2 separate regions of the Homo sapiens genome follow, and region 2 is linked to region 1. The links are chromatin contacts, found by POLR2A ChIA-PET in ENCODE. All regions are on one chromosome and are shown on one strand. The core of a region is the stretch at or near the end of the contact, and the rest is flanking DNA. Distances in the headings are between cores, read along the strand shown. Region 1 overlaps CRLF3 (cytokine receptor like factor 3). Region 2 holds the start of NUP85 (nucleoporin 85).

Region 1 (7,433 bases), core at 3,797-6,296:
TATTTTTAATAGAGACGAGGTTTCACTGTGTTGGCCAGGCTGGTTTTGAACTCCTGGCCTCAAGTGATCTGCCCGCCTTAGCCTCCCAAAGTGCTGGGATTACAAGTGAGAGCCACCACACCCAACCCAGCCTTTTTTTATTATTGAGGGCTATCAGTGAGTCACTAATATTTGCAGCTATTTTAGTTGTTCGTATTAGCTGTGAAAGCTTGAGAAACTAAATTTTCCTAATCTTCAGTTTCCTTCTGTGTAAAATGAGGATAAGGGTAGTATCTGCTTTACCTGGCCATTGTGGGAATTAAAATGAGAAACTTATTTAAAATGCTTAGCACTGGGTGTGGGGAGGGGGGAGGGATAGCATTAGGAGATAGATATACCTAATGTTAAATGACGAGTTAATAGGGGCAGCATACCAACATGGCAGATGTATACATATGTAACAAACCTGCACGTTGTGCACATGTACCCTAAAACTTATAGTTATTAAAAAAAAAACGCTTAGCACAGTGCCTAGGACATAGGAGATTCTTAATTAATGTCAGCCATAATAATACTAAATATTATTGTTATTCAAGGTGACATCCCCTGCTCCTCCAACTGACAACTTATTCTTTAAATGTCTCCTACTCTCTTTCCCATCATAATGCTCTTTTATGCTCTGATGGCAGTTTGTGGCTGCCCCAGATATGTAAGAACATAATTCATTTCATTATAGTTACTTTTGCTTGCCATCCCCCTTACCAGAATGAGAGTTTTTGAGGTGAAGACCATGCTTTATTCATCTTTATAACCCTAATTTCTGACACATACTAGGCCTCAATAAATGTTGAATGAATGCCTTTATGAATGTTGTGGGTGTAATTTGGCAGACATTCTTTTTTCGATTGTCTTGGTCTTGATGATGTGCACTCTATTAGTATAGATAATCAAGAATTAAGCGTGTATTTTTTTATATGATTTGTTTACTGCTACGTAATAAAACTGTGCCAAAGCTTAATGACTTAAAAAGCAACCATTTTATTTGCTTACAATTCTGGAAGTTGACTGGGGCTCAGATAGGTAGTTCTCCTGGTTTTGCTTGGCAACACTCTTGTGGTTGCAGTTGTGGCTGGAATGTCTGACAGAGAACATTCATTTATATTTGGAGACTTAGTATTAGCTAGTCTCAGTTGGAACACTGGCATACCTGGGCTTTGGTGCCAGTCTCTCTCCCTGTCTTCCTCCCTTCCTGCCTTTTCACCTTCCTGTCTCTTTCCCCTTGTCCTCTCCAGAAAGATAGACATACTTCTTTCATGGTGGCCTCCAAAAAGCAGATGTTGACAGGTCTTCTGAAGGATGAGGCCTGGAACTGGCACAGGATCAGTTTCACTCTATTGCTGTGCACGTGTGACTGCATTGCTAGTCACAGGCCCAGCCCAGATTCTAGGGGAGAGGACCACACAAGGCCACGAGTAGTTGGAAATGTGAATTCCTGGTTCATTGGGGGCCACTACTGTAACAGATTACCAAATCATATAATATACGTTTTCTGTTTGAAAGTTCTCAATTAAGCACTTTTTTTTCTAAAAAAGTCTTAAGTGTAAGAGAAACAAGGAGAAACATAGCAGTGCTTACAAGTCCATTCTTGAGTCAGACTGAATTCAAAATCTCTGCCACTTCACTAACTTTGTGATATGGCCAGTTTCATCTCTCTGACTCCCATGTTACTCATCTACACAGGTTCTCTTCACAGGGTTATGGTAGAGTTTAAATGAGACCATAGGTACAGATTTACCTGGCATACAGGTACTCAGTAGATAATAGCTGCTGCTGTATTGTTGCTGTTTCCATTATTACTAATGACTGATGTCTTGGTGTCAGTACAAAGACAAATAGCTAATGTAATATACATTTCACAGAAACTGAGAAAAAATATGTTGATTAGCGTTTTCAATTTCAGTTGACTATTTTTTATCTTTGTCTTTATTTTTATTTTTATTTTTATTTTTTTTTTAGACGGAGTCTCGCTCTGTCGCCCAGGCTGGAGTGCACTGGCGCAATCTCAGCTTGCTGCAAGCTCCGCCTCCCCCGCTCACGCCATTCTCCTGCCTCAGCCTCCCGAGTAGCTGGGACTACAAGTGCCCGCCACCAAGCCCAACTAATTTTTTGTATTTTTAGTAGAGACGGGGTTTCACCATGTTAGCCAGGATGGTCTCGATCTCCTGACCTCATGACCCGCCCGCCTCGGCCTCCCAAAGTGCAAGGGTTACAGGCGTGAGCCACCGCACCTGGCCTTTTTTTTTTTTTTTTTTTTTTTTTGAGACAGAGTCTCGTGCTGTCCCCTGGGCTGGAGTGCAGTGGCACGGCCTCGGCTCACTGCAACCTCCACCTCCCAGGTTCAAGCAATTTTCCTGCCTCAGCCTCCTGAGTAGCTGGGATTACAGGTGCCCGCCACCATGACCAGCTAATTTTTTTGTATTTTTAGTAGAGACGGGGTTTCACCATGTTGGCCAGGCTGGTCTTGAACTCCTGACTCCGTGATTCAACTGCCTCAGCCTCCCAAAGTGCTGGGATTACAGGCATGAGCCGCTGTACCCGGCTGTCTTTTATTTTTGATAAATATGTTTTTCTGTTTTTTTTTGTGGTGTTTTTTGTTTGTTTGTTTGTTCGAGACAGAGTATTGCTCTCTCACCTGGGCTGGAGTACAGTGGCGTGATCTCGGCTCACTGCAACCTCCACCTCCTGAGCTCAAATGATTCTCCTGCCTCAGCCTCCGAGTAGCTGGGATTACGGGCAGGCACCACCAAACCCAGCTAATTTTTGTGTTTTTAGCAGCGACAGGGTTTCACCATGTTGCCCAGGCTGGTCTCAAACTCCTGAGCTCAGGCAATCCACCTGCCTCAGCCTCCCAAAATCCTAGGATTACAGGCGTAAGCCACTGTACCTGGCCAGTTTTTAATCAGTATGTTCTTGTTAGCAAATAGTTTTGTGTTTTATATATGTGGTTTTCTTTTTTGTTTGTTTGGTTATTTTTGAGGCAGGGTCTCACTTTGTCACCCAGGCTGGAGGGCAGTGGTGCAAAAACCACCCACTGAAGCCTCAACCTCTCAGGCTCAAGTGTTCCTGTCACTTTAGCCTCCCAAGCAGCTGGGACTACAAGCCATGCCACCACACACAGCTGATTTTTTGTATTTTTTACTAGAGACAGAGTTTTGCCATGTTGCCCAGGCTGGTCTTGAACTCCTGGACACAAGTGATCCGTCCTTCAAAAGTGCCGGGATTATAGGCATGAGCCACCGCACCTGGCCTCTACATATGTCTTTTTAGTAACTAAACTCTGGAGGAAAATATATCAGTCACTGTTGTTTTGGAGGGTTGTGAAGGAAATACTCCCTAAGCTTTTGGGTGGCTTAGTATTGAAATACAAACTTGATGAATTTTTGGCATTTTGTGAGCTCTTAATCATGTTAAAATTTTAAAACAGTTGCTTTGGGGTTATATTCAGCTGTAGTGGAAACTTTGTAAGTTTTGTTTTTTATTATTTATTTATTATTTTTTTTTGAGGTGGAGTCTTGCTCTATTGCCCAGGCTGGAGTGCGATGGCACTATCTTAGCTCACTGCAACCTCCGCTTCCCGGGTTCAAGTGATTCTCCTGCCTCAGCCCAGTAGCTGGGACTACAGGCGTGCACCACTACGCTTGGGTAATTTTTGCATTTTTAGTAGAGACGGGGTTTCACCATGTTGGCCAGGCTGGTCTCGAACTCCTGACCACCTGATCTTGTGATCCACCTGCCTGGGCCTCCCAAAGTGCTGGGATTACAGGCATGAGCCAATGTGCTCAGGCCAAAACTTTGTAAGTTTTAATGGTCTGTTACATTAAAGGTTTTAGTGGCAGATTATTTCAAAATATTATTGATCAACATAAACAATGTATATTACAGTTTCCTGTTTGAAATCTTGTCTGTCATTTGTATTCTTAAATCTATTTTGTTACAAATCACCACAGTTGTTTTTGCCTTGAATGACTAGGTAGCATTTGAAGCTGATTGGTTGTCCACCACACAATTCTTTACACAGGGACAGGAAATACTACGTGTTATACCAAGAAGTGTCTTTAGCCAATACATAATTTACAGATTTATCTGGGAGCTCTTTTAAAATAGTGTTCTATGGCCGAGCGCGGTGGCTCACACTTGTAATCTCAGCACTTTGAGAGGCCGAGGCAGGAGGATTGCTTGAGTCCAGGAGTTCGAGACCAGCCTGGGCCACATGATGAAAATCCGTCTCGACAAAAAATACAAAATATAGCTGGGTGTAGTGACACATGCCTGTGGTCCCAGCTACCTGGGAGGCTAAGGTGGGAGAATCACCTGAGCCCAGGAGTTCGAGGCCGCAGTGAGTTGTGATTGTACCACTGCTCTCCAGCCTGGACGACCAAGTGAGAACCTGTCTCAAAAAAAAAGTGTCCTGTAAGTACAAAACAGCATGGTGTAATGAAAGAGCATAGTCTTTGGAGTTAGACTGTTTCTGGCACTGCGAAGCCTTGGGTAAGTTGTCTTCTTTCTCTTCTTTGGTCCTCACTTTCTGAAAGTGCATTGTGAAGATTTATTGAGTTAACAGTGAACGCATGGAACCATTGGTACCACATCAAATATGAAGAAATTCACTCAGCAGTGGAGCTGCATTTTTAAATTAGTTTCATAAAGTCAAGCAAATGAACTTGATTAGTTACATGATTGGATTAAAGGTGACTAGGCTTTAAATCATGAAATATTTCAAGGAAAAGAAAATGATCCCATGGTGGTATCAAGTTTCAAATGGCAGTGGTTGGGATTCTATGAGCAAAAGGGACCAAATTTACAATGAGAGTACAGGAGGTGAATTTGGAAATTGAGTCTCATTTTTTTAGCCCTCTGTCTGTTTTGTGTTCACTTACTTCCTTTTTTCTGAGGTTCTGAAACAAAAACAAAACGTAGGCTCTGCAACAGCTGAAGGAGCTTTTGAATTCTTTCTGAAGAGGAAATTGACTTTACCTAACCAATGCACTTCCTGTGTATGCTATATCCGCTAAAGAGCAAGACAGGACCTCAGAGGCACAGTGCTCAACTGCAGAATTTCCTCTTGGCCATTCGAAATGTATTACAGCGTTCTGACACAAGGTCTTCACTTATTCTGGTATCTGTAATATGTATACAAAGCAACTGAGGGTCCTGTTAAAAATACAGATTTGGCCGGGTGCGGTGGCTCATGCCTGTAATCCCAGCACCTTGGGAGGCTGAGGCGGGCAGATCACAAGGTCAGGAGTTCGCGACCAGCCTGGCCAAAATGGTGAAACCCCGTCTCTACTAAAAATACAAAAAAATTAGCTGGGCTTGGTGGCGCATGCCTGTAATCCCAGCTACTAGGGGGGCTGAGGCAGGAGAACTGCTTGAACCTGGGAGGCGGAGGTTGCAGTGAGCCGAGTTGGCGCCACTGCACTCCAGCCTGGGCGACAGAGCAAGACTCAAAAAAAAAATATATATATATACAGGTTTGGCTGGGCGCGTTGGCTCACGCCTGTAATTCCAGCACTTTGGGAGGCTGAGGCAGAAGGATCACCTGAGGTCAGGAGTTCGAGACCAGCCTGACCAATATGATGAAACCCCATCTCTACTAAAAATACAAAAATTAGCCAGGCATGGTGGCATGCGCCTGTAATCCCAGCTACTCAGGAGGCTGAGACAGGAGAATCACTTGAACCCGGGAGGTGGAGGTTGCAGTGAGCCAAGATTGCTCCATTGCACTGCAGCCTGGGTAACAAGAGCAAAACTCCATCTCCAAAAAAAAAAAAAAAAAAAAAAAAAATATAGGTTCTAGGGGAGGAGGAGGAAAGAAAAAAAATTCATGTTCTGATTTAGCAGTTCTGGGTGGGGCCTGAGATTCTGAATTTCTAACAGTATCCCAGGGGTTGTGTTAAAATCATAAGGTATTCTCTCTTTGGTTCTTTTAGAAAGTTCTTTGAAACACACATGATTAACTGCGTTTTCACTCAACAGCATTTGTTTACCAGATGCTATGTAGATGAGGGCCCAGTTTGCAAAGATCTCATAGTTGAATGGTGAGCTGAATCAAGTGCAATTTGGGTTTATGGCCTTTCTTTCTTTTTAAAATTTTTACTTGGATTTATTTCACAGAAATTCTTTGGTAAATACAGAAATTAGTTAACAATTAATTTAGGATTTCTCTTTGTGATTTAAAGAATTATTTTACTAACTGCATAAATATTATTATAACTGCGTTAATGTCAAATGGAGAGAAAAGGGCTGGATGAGGTGGCTCACGCCTTATCCCAGCACTTTGGGAGGCTAAGGTGGGTGGATCACCGGAGATCAGGAGTTCAAGACCAGCTTGGCGAAACTTTGTCTCTACTAAAAATACAAAAATTAGCCAGGCGTGGTGGCATGCGCCTGTAATCTCAGCTACTCAGGAGACTAAGGCAGGAGAATCTCTTGAACCCAGAAGGCAGAGGTTGCAGTGAGCCGAGATTGCGCCACTGCACTCCAGTCTGGGCCACAAGAGTGAAACTCTGTGTCAAAAAAAAAAAAAAAAAAAAAAAAAAAAAAAAGGAAAGAAAATTGTTTCTATGGTCTGCCCACCCAGTAAATGATACTGCTCTTTTTCTGTTTTAGTCCTTGGGCATGGGCATTTTTTGTTTTTACATGGTCGTGAACATTGCTGGGAAACAATATTGTATTCTGCTTTTTAAATTTAGAGAGAATTTAGAGAATAAATAGAAAGTTTTTAAATCTCTATATTAACTGTTGAAATATTGTCCTTTATTCATATTTTGATATGTTCTTTCTTGGTGGATTTTTCTTATACTTTAAACTTTCTTGATAAGAGAAAGTTAACAAAAGGGTTATGGTGGTAAACAATATGTCATATGAAACTAAGATAATAATATCTAGAAAGCAAAGTATGTTTTTGCTTTAACTTATCGGAGTGGCTTATAGTTAGAATTTTCCCATTAAGCGAGAGAAAATGAATTATATGTTACCTGAATTGTTTTTTGAGAAGAGGGCCTTGCTCTGTCGCCCAGGTCAGGTTGCAGTGGTGATCCTCCCACCTTGGCCTCCCAAAGTGCTGGGATTACAGGCATGAGCCACCATGCCTGGCCTGTTATCTGAAGTCTTTAAAATAAAAATCTGGACCAGGTGCAGTGGATCACTCCTGTAATCTCAGCATTTTGGGAGGCCAAGGTGGGAGGATTGCTTGAAGCTGGTTCAAGACCAGCTTGGGCAACATAGCAAGATCTCGTCTCTACAAAAAGTGAAAAATAAAATTAGCCAAGTGTGGTGGCCCGCACCTATAAGCTCAGCTACTCAGGAGACTGAGGCAGGAGGATCACCTGAGCCCAGGAGTTCAAGGCTGCAGTGAGCTAGGATGTGCAACAGAGTGAGACCCTGTCTCTGAA
Region 2 (6,940 bases), core at 2,126-4,625, about 44 Mb before region 1:
GATCTCAAAAATCAATGAAAATCTAAAATAGCTAACATTTCAAAAATAAAAATGCCAAAATGCAACAGGATCGCTTGAGGCCAGGAGTGCGAGACCAGCCTAGGCAACAAAATGAGACTCCCATCTCTACAAAGAAAAAAAAATTAGCTGGGCGTGGTGGCATGGTGACCTGTAGTCTCAGCTACTAGGAAGACTGAGGCAGAGGATCACTTGAGCCCAAGAGGTAGAGGCTGCAGTGAGCCATGATCACACTGTACTCCAGCCCAGGTGACACAACAAAACCCTGTTGTATCTTGAAAACAAAATAGAGAAAATTAAAATAGTACAAAATAAATTCAACTGTTTCAGTCCACAACTAGTAAAATCTGAGGTAATAAACAGAAAAACAACCAAATGTGCCAAGATGGATAATTTGGAAGAAAAAAAACCCTACCTTTTTTGTTGAAGGAGGTTTCACATACCAGCATCTCCCCTGGACCCCAGTCAAAATACATTTGGTTCTTCTTGGAATTCACGCCTGGAATCAACTAGTAAAATAAGGCATAGAAATCTAAAATGAAAAATGTTCTTCTTACTGAAGTTGTTCCATTCTTTTTTTTTTTTTTTTTTTTTTGAGACAAAGACTCACTCTAACAGGCTGGTGTACAGTGGTGTAATCTCAGCTTGCTCCAATCGCCGCCTCCTGGGTTCAAAGGCTTCTCCTGCCTCAACCTCCTGAGTAGCTGGGACTACAGGTGTGTGCAACCACACCCGGCTATTTTTTTTTTTTTTTTCATTTTTAGTAGAGATAGAGTTTCACCATATTGCCCAGGCTGGTCACAAACTCCTGAGTTCAGGTGATCCGTCCGCCTCAGCCTCCCAAAGTGCTAGGACTACAGGCGCGAGCCACCGTGCCCGCCCTGCTGAAAAACACTTTAAGTGAAGAGCACAGCTGGTCCTCTAATAACACTGTATCCTTCAATAACATTTCCTTATAACACTGGTAAGAAAAATTCATTTTGGGCCGGCAGCGGGGTGGCTCCTGCCAGCACTTTGGGAGGCTAAGGCGGGCAGATCATCTGAGGTCAGGAGTTCGAACTCTTGTTGCCCAGGCTGGACTGCAGTGACGCAATCTCGACTCACTGCAACCTCTGCCTGCTGGGTTCAAGTGATTCTCCTGCCTCAGCTTCTTGAGTAGGTGGGATTACAGGCACGCGCCACCAAACCAGGCTAATTTTTGTATTTTTTTAGTAGAGATGGGGTTTCACCATGTTGGCCAGGTTGATCTCGAACTCCTAGCCAAGCGCGGTGGCTCATGCCTGTAATCCCAGCACTTTGGGAGGCCGAGGCAGGCTGATCACGAGGTCAGGCTTTGGAGACCAGCCTGACCAAGATGGTGAAACCCCATCTCTACCAAAAATACAAAAATTAGCTGGGTGTGGTGGCACGCACCTGTAATCTCAGCTACTCAGGAGACTGAGGCAGAAGAATCGCTTGAACCCAGGAGCCAGAGGTTGCAGTGAGCTGAGATCACGCCACTGCACTCCACTCTGGGTGACAGAGTGAGAATCCGTCTCAAAAAAAGAATGAGGCCAGGCGCAGTGGCTCACACTTGTAATCCCAGCACTTTGGGAGACTGAGGCCGGCAGATCACCTGAGGTCAGGAGTTCCAGACCAGCCTGACCAACATGGAGAAACCTCGTCTCTACTAAAAAAATACAAAATTAGCCGGGCATGGTGGCACATGCCTGCAATCCCAGCTACTCAGGAGGCTGAGGCAGGAGAATTGCTTGAACCTGGGAGGCGGAGGTTGCAGAGAGCCGAGACCGCACCACTGCACTCTAGCCTGGGCGACAAGAGGGAAACTCCGCCTCAAGAGAAAAAAAAAAGAAGGCCACATATCTCCCCAGAGAGCTTCCCTCACAAATTGCTCACAAGGAAATTCCTTGTGAGCCTCTAAAATTTTCAGGATACACATCGCCCCTATAAACTAGTCCTAAAATCAAGATCTGTTGATTCTGACAATGTCAACTACCAGCTTATCTTCACAAGTAAAAGACCAGAAATCGGCCGGGTGCGGTGGCTCACGCCTGTAATCCCAGCACTTTGGGAGGCCGAGGTGGGCGGATCACGAGGTCAGGAGATTGAGACCATCCTGGCCAACACGGTGAAACCCCGTCTCTACTAAAAATACAAAAAAGTACAAAAAATTAGCCGGGCGTGGTGGCGGGCACCTGTAGTCCCAGCTACTCAGGAGGCTGAGGCAGGAGAATGGTGTGAACCCGGGAGGCGGAGGTTACAGTGAGCCGAGACCGCGCCACTGCACTCCAGCCTGGGAGACAGAGCGAGACTCCGTCTAAAAAATAACAGTAATAATAACCATAATCCCTCTACCTACCCTGAGATGAATGCATACATAAAATTTTCCTCTGCTCCCTCTTTTCACAGGTAAAATGCAGATTTACTGAGGCTAATCACCGACTCACAAGAATGTAATCATTTGCCTCCTCACTGCCTAACCTCCCTTTTTTGCCCCTCCTGCTAGCTCCTTCCTCTTTAACTAGTGATGTTCCCAAAACCATCTTTGGAAAAAGCACAGGTCTCAGATCCTCCTGTGACCTGTGCTTTTTCCCGGTTGGATCCTCAACCTTAGCTAATTAAACCTTTATCGGTTGAGACCTGCCTCAGTCACTTCTGGTTAACAAGAGGGAAAACAAGAGCAATCCAACTAGCAGAAACGGTAGGTATCTCGTACATAAAGCGCGTGAATTTTTTTTATACACATCACAGATCATCCACAGTTGACATACTGTCTTCAAAGTTCAAATGGAATTGAATGCACAGCGATAAAACAGGAATAGTCTCCTGAGATAATACGTTGAATAAACCTTAGGCCACACAGGCAGAAGCTCAATGTGCCGCGATGCAGAGCTTAATACGGCTGGAATAAAAATATAAATTCCTCTGCTTGGGCTGAACCCACTCTAATGCCCAAGAGGAAAAGCAAGGGAAGTAAAAAGGCCAGGAACACAAAGGAAGGAAAGGGACGGAGTGGGACCTTCGAGGCCGGGGTTTGTGACTGGTGGCAGAAACCCCGCGACCACTGCGACCCTAGGGCGGGCACCTCGTTAACACTGCGACCTCCGGAAAAGTGGCAACTGAGTCGAGGGAAGGGGACGAGCGCCTCGCGACCACTAGGGAAGCAGACAAGCCTGAAGTAACTAAGCAGACGCAGTTCTCAACCCGCAAGGACGAGCAAGCCTGTTCGGGGTACCCTTACAGTGACTGTTGGCTCGCCATCGAGCTCCTCCATAGCGCCGAACCCCAGGCTCCTAGAAGTCGCTCGGACGCCAATGCTTCCCGCTCAGGCCTCCCGCTCAGAGCTGGCTGCGAGACAAGACTCCGCCTGGGCGTCTCCTGCAGCGCCTGCAAGCCCAAACCCTCAGTGCTGCGGCGCTGTCTCCTCTCAGCCACGGCCACCCCTCTGCGGTCCTCTGCACGCGTCCTTCCTTCCTGGCGTCGACAGCAAATCAGGGAAAACAGCGCCGAGGACTGACTGCACTCAGAGTACCGCGCTAACAGGATCAGGCGGCGCCGGGGACACCCTGGTGCCGAGCGGAGAAAAGGCCCCCGGAGACGGCGGGAGGGGCAGGAGGACCCCGGGGCTGGAGACGGTGCGAATGCGCGTGCGTAGGCTGGGGCGGCGGCACTTGGGTGGGAACTCGTGCGGGATTTAGGTCCCAGTAAGCGTACAACGTCTCCCAACTCTGGGAGTCCTCGCTACATCCCGGTCTCCACCTTAGTGTCGTCGCAGCCACTTGTCCAAACCCCGACAGTCAAACGGGCTTGTGCTGGAAAGCAATCGCCTCCACTTCCACACTAGAACACACACAAGAGGCACGGGAACAAAATCGATACCCCTGAAGGCCCGGCGCTGTGGCTCAAGCCTCTAATCCCAACACTTTGGCAGCCCAAGGTGGGTGGATCACTGGAGTTCAGGAGTTCAAGACCAGTCTGGCCAATATGATGAAACCTCGTCTCTACTAAAAATATAAAAAATTAGACGGGCGTGGTGGCGGACACCTGTAATTCCAGCTACTCGGAAGGCTGAGGCAAGAGAATTGTTCCAACCCGGGAGGTGGAGGTTGCATTGAGCCAAGATCGCACCACTGCACTCCAGCCTGGGAGACAGAGCGAGACTCCGTCTCAAAAAAAAAAAAAAAAATTAGCTGTGCTTGGTAGCGCGCGCCTGTAATCCCAGCACTCCGGGACGCCGAGGTGGTTGGATCACCTGAGGTCAGGAGTTCAAGACCAGCCTGGACAACATGGCGAAACCCCGTCTCTACTGAAAATACAAAAATTAGCCGGGAGTGGTGGCGGACACCTGTAATCCCAGCTACTCGTAAGGCTGAGGCAGGAGAATTGTTCCAACCCGGGAGGCGGAGGTTGCAGTGAGCCAAGATCGCGCCACTGCACTCCATCCTGGGCGACAGACGGAGACTCCGTCTCAAAAAAAAAAAAATTATTTTGCTGAGTCTCAAAAAAAAATTATTTTGCTCTTTTTCTCTTAATAAGTTTCCGTTATACCTCAAGTTGGAGTTATCGCCTGTGTAATTGAAAACTTTTCCAGAGTTAAATACAGTTTGAGAGTTAACCACTCTAGAGAGAGGAAGGGGAAAAGAGAGGGGAAGGAGCCACACTCTTTTAGAGAGAGGGGAGGAGAGGAAAGAGAAAAATAAGTTGTAAGATAATTGTTTCATTTTTCCAACCGTTTTCCATTAGGATTAACTGAAAAAGAAGGATACATAAACTACTTCATCAAAACCTTATTCTTAGAAATCTATAGAAAGGTTGAGGAAGGAAAAGGTCCATATATAGTATGCGTAATCAGTATATAGAACAAGGATAGGCCGGGCGCGGTGGCTCACGCCTGTAATCTCAGCGCTTTGGGAGGCCGAGGCGGGTGGATCACCAGGTCAGGAGAGAGAGACCATCCTGGCTAACACGGTGAAACCCCATCTCTACTAAAAATACAAAAAAAAAAAAAAAAAAAAAAAAAAATCAGCCGGGCGTGGTGGCGGGTGCCTGTAGTCCCAGCTCCTCGGGAGGCTGAGACAGGAGAATGGCGTGAACCGGGGAGGCGGAGCTTGCAGTGAACCGAGATTGCACCGCTGCACTCCAGCCTGGGCGACAGAGCGAGACTCCGTCTCAAAAAAAAAAAAGAACAAGGATAGCACTATTAGCTGTAGTTTTCCTTTTTCGCCCTTGTATTACTAAGCCTATTTGAATGATTGGGTAAAATGGTTGGTATATAGCAGTATTAGACCAAAGAATATTGCCAATACTTTTTCCTCAATGTTATCTAGCTCTTGGTCAGGCAATTTAACTACTTTTATTATCTTAAATGGCATTTTGTCAGCCTTAAAATAAAAATAATCAAGGAAATATAGCACTAAGATCTAACAAGCTCTCTCTCTCTTTTTTTTTTCTTTGTCTTTTTTTTTTTTTTTTTTTTTTTGTCTTTTTGAGACAGAGTCTTGCTCTGTCGCCAGGCTGGAGTGGAGTGGCACGATCTCGGCTTACTGCAACCTCCGTCTCCCGGGTTCAAGCGATTCTGCTGCCTAAGCCTCCCGAGCAGCTGGGACTACAGGCACACGCCACTACGCCGGGCTAATTTTTTATTTTTTAGTAGAGACGGGGTTTCGCCATATTGGTCAGGCTGGACTCGAACGCCTGACCTCAGGTGATCCACCCGCCTCAGACTCCCAAAGTGCTAGGGTTACAGGCATGAGCCACCGCACCCAGCCTGGTAAAGTCTTAAGTGGATACATTTCATGCAGCCTAATAAAACTAATGCTCCTGAACCGGGCACAGTGTACATTATTTAACAAAATCTCTGGCCTCAGCCTGGGCAACAGGGCAAGAGCAAGATGCTGTCTCAAAAAATAAAAAATAAAAAAAGGCCGGGCGCGGTGGCTCACGCCTATAATCCCAACACTTCGGGAGGCCGAGGCGGGCGGATTACCTGAGCTCAGGAGTTCAAGACCAGCCTGGGCAACAAGATGAAACCCCGTCTCCACTAAAATACAAAAAATTATTTGGTCATGGCGGTTGTGCGCCTGTAGTCCCAGCTACTGAGGCTGAGGCAGGAGAATCGTTTGAACCCTGGAGGCGGAGGTTGCAGTGAGCCAAGATCATACCACTGCACTCCAGCCCGGACGACAGTGTAAGACTCCCTCTCAAAAAAAAAAAAAAAAAAAAAAAAAAAAAAAAAAAAAAAAACTCTAGCTGGAACTAGTGGCACATACCTGTAGCCCTAGCTACAGCAAGAGGAAGGAGACTGAGGCCAGAGGATTTCTTGAGCCCAGGAGTTCAAGTCAAGGCTGCAGTGAACTACGATTGTTATAGCACTATACTCCAGCAAGACCCTGTTTCAAAAGCAACAATATGGCCAGGCGCAGTGGCTCACGCCTGTTATCCCAGCACTTTGGGAGGCCGAGGTGGGCGGATCACGAGGTCAGCAGTTCGAGACCAGCCTGGCCAATATGGTGAAACCCCGTCTCTACTAAAACTACAAAAATTAGGCATGGTGGCAGGCACCCGTAATCCCAGCTACTCCGGAGGCTGAGGCAGGAGAATCACTTGAACCCGGGAGGCGGAGGTTGCAGTGAGCCAAAACCATGCCATTGCATTCCAGCCTGGGTGACAGAGGGAGACTCCGTCTCAGAAAGAAAAAAAAAAAACAAAAACAAAAAAACAGGCTGGGTGCGGTGGCTCACACCTGTAATCCCAGTAGTTTGGGAGGCTGAGGTGGGCAGATCACCTGAGGTCAGGAGTTCGAAACCAGCCTGGACCAACATGGTGAAACACAGTCTCTACTAAAAATACAAAAATCAGCTGGGCTTCATGGCATCCGCCTGTAATCCCAGCTACTAGGGAGACTGAGGCAAGAGAATCGCTT

Evidence for each region. ChIA-PET counts read pairs that join two places held with the same protein, here RNA polymerase II (POLR2A).
Region 2: POLR2A ChIA-PET joins it to region 1 with 12 read pairs in activated CD4-positive, alpha-beta T cell. The contact joins the promoter of NUP85 here to the enhancer-like site in region 1. POLR2A ChIA-PET finds 5 or more read pairs at or near these places in 3 of 52 experiments (activated B cell, activated CD4-positive, alpha-beta T cell and naive thymus-derived CD4-positive, alpha-beta T cell).

Annotation. Positions count from the first base shown.
Region 1 is chr17:30,806,669-30,814,101 of GRCh38, reverse strand. The region is part of intron 1 of CRLF3 (cytokine receptor like factor 3); the gene reads left to right. Among named protein-coding and RNA genes, the nearest start is that of CRLF3, 14 kb to the left of the region's middle. Within about 2 kb of position 5,046, at least 8 of the 41 ENCODE cell types and tissues checked have a DNase peak (open chromatin) inside an H3K27ac peak, as active enhancers do.
Region 2 is chr17:75,202,114-75,209,053 of GRCh38, reverse strand. NUP85 (nucleoporin 85) reads right to left here and starts at 3,375. Exons shown (of 19, transcript NM_024844.5): 1 at 3,260-3,375; 2 at 434-527. The coding sequence starts at 3,292. RefSeq lists enhancers at 709-1,276, 3,364-3,543, 2,702-3,635, 3,636-4,570.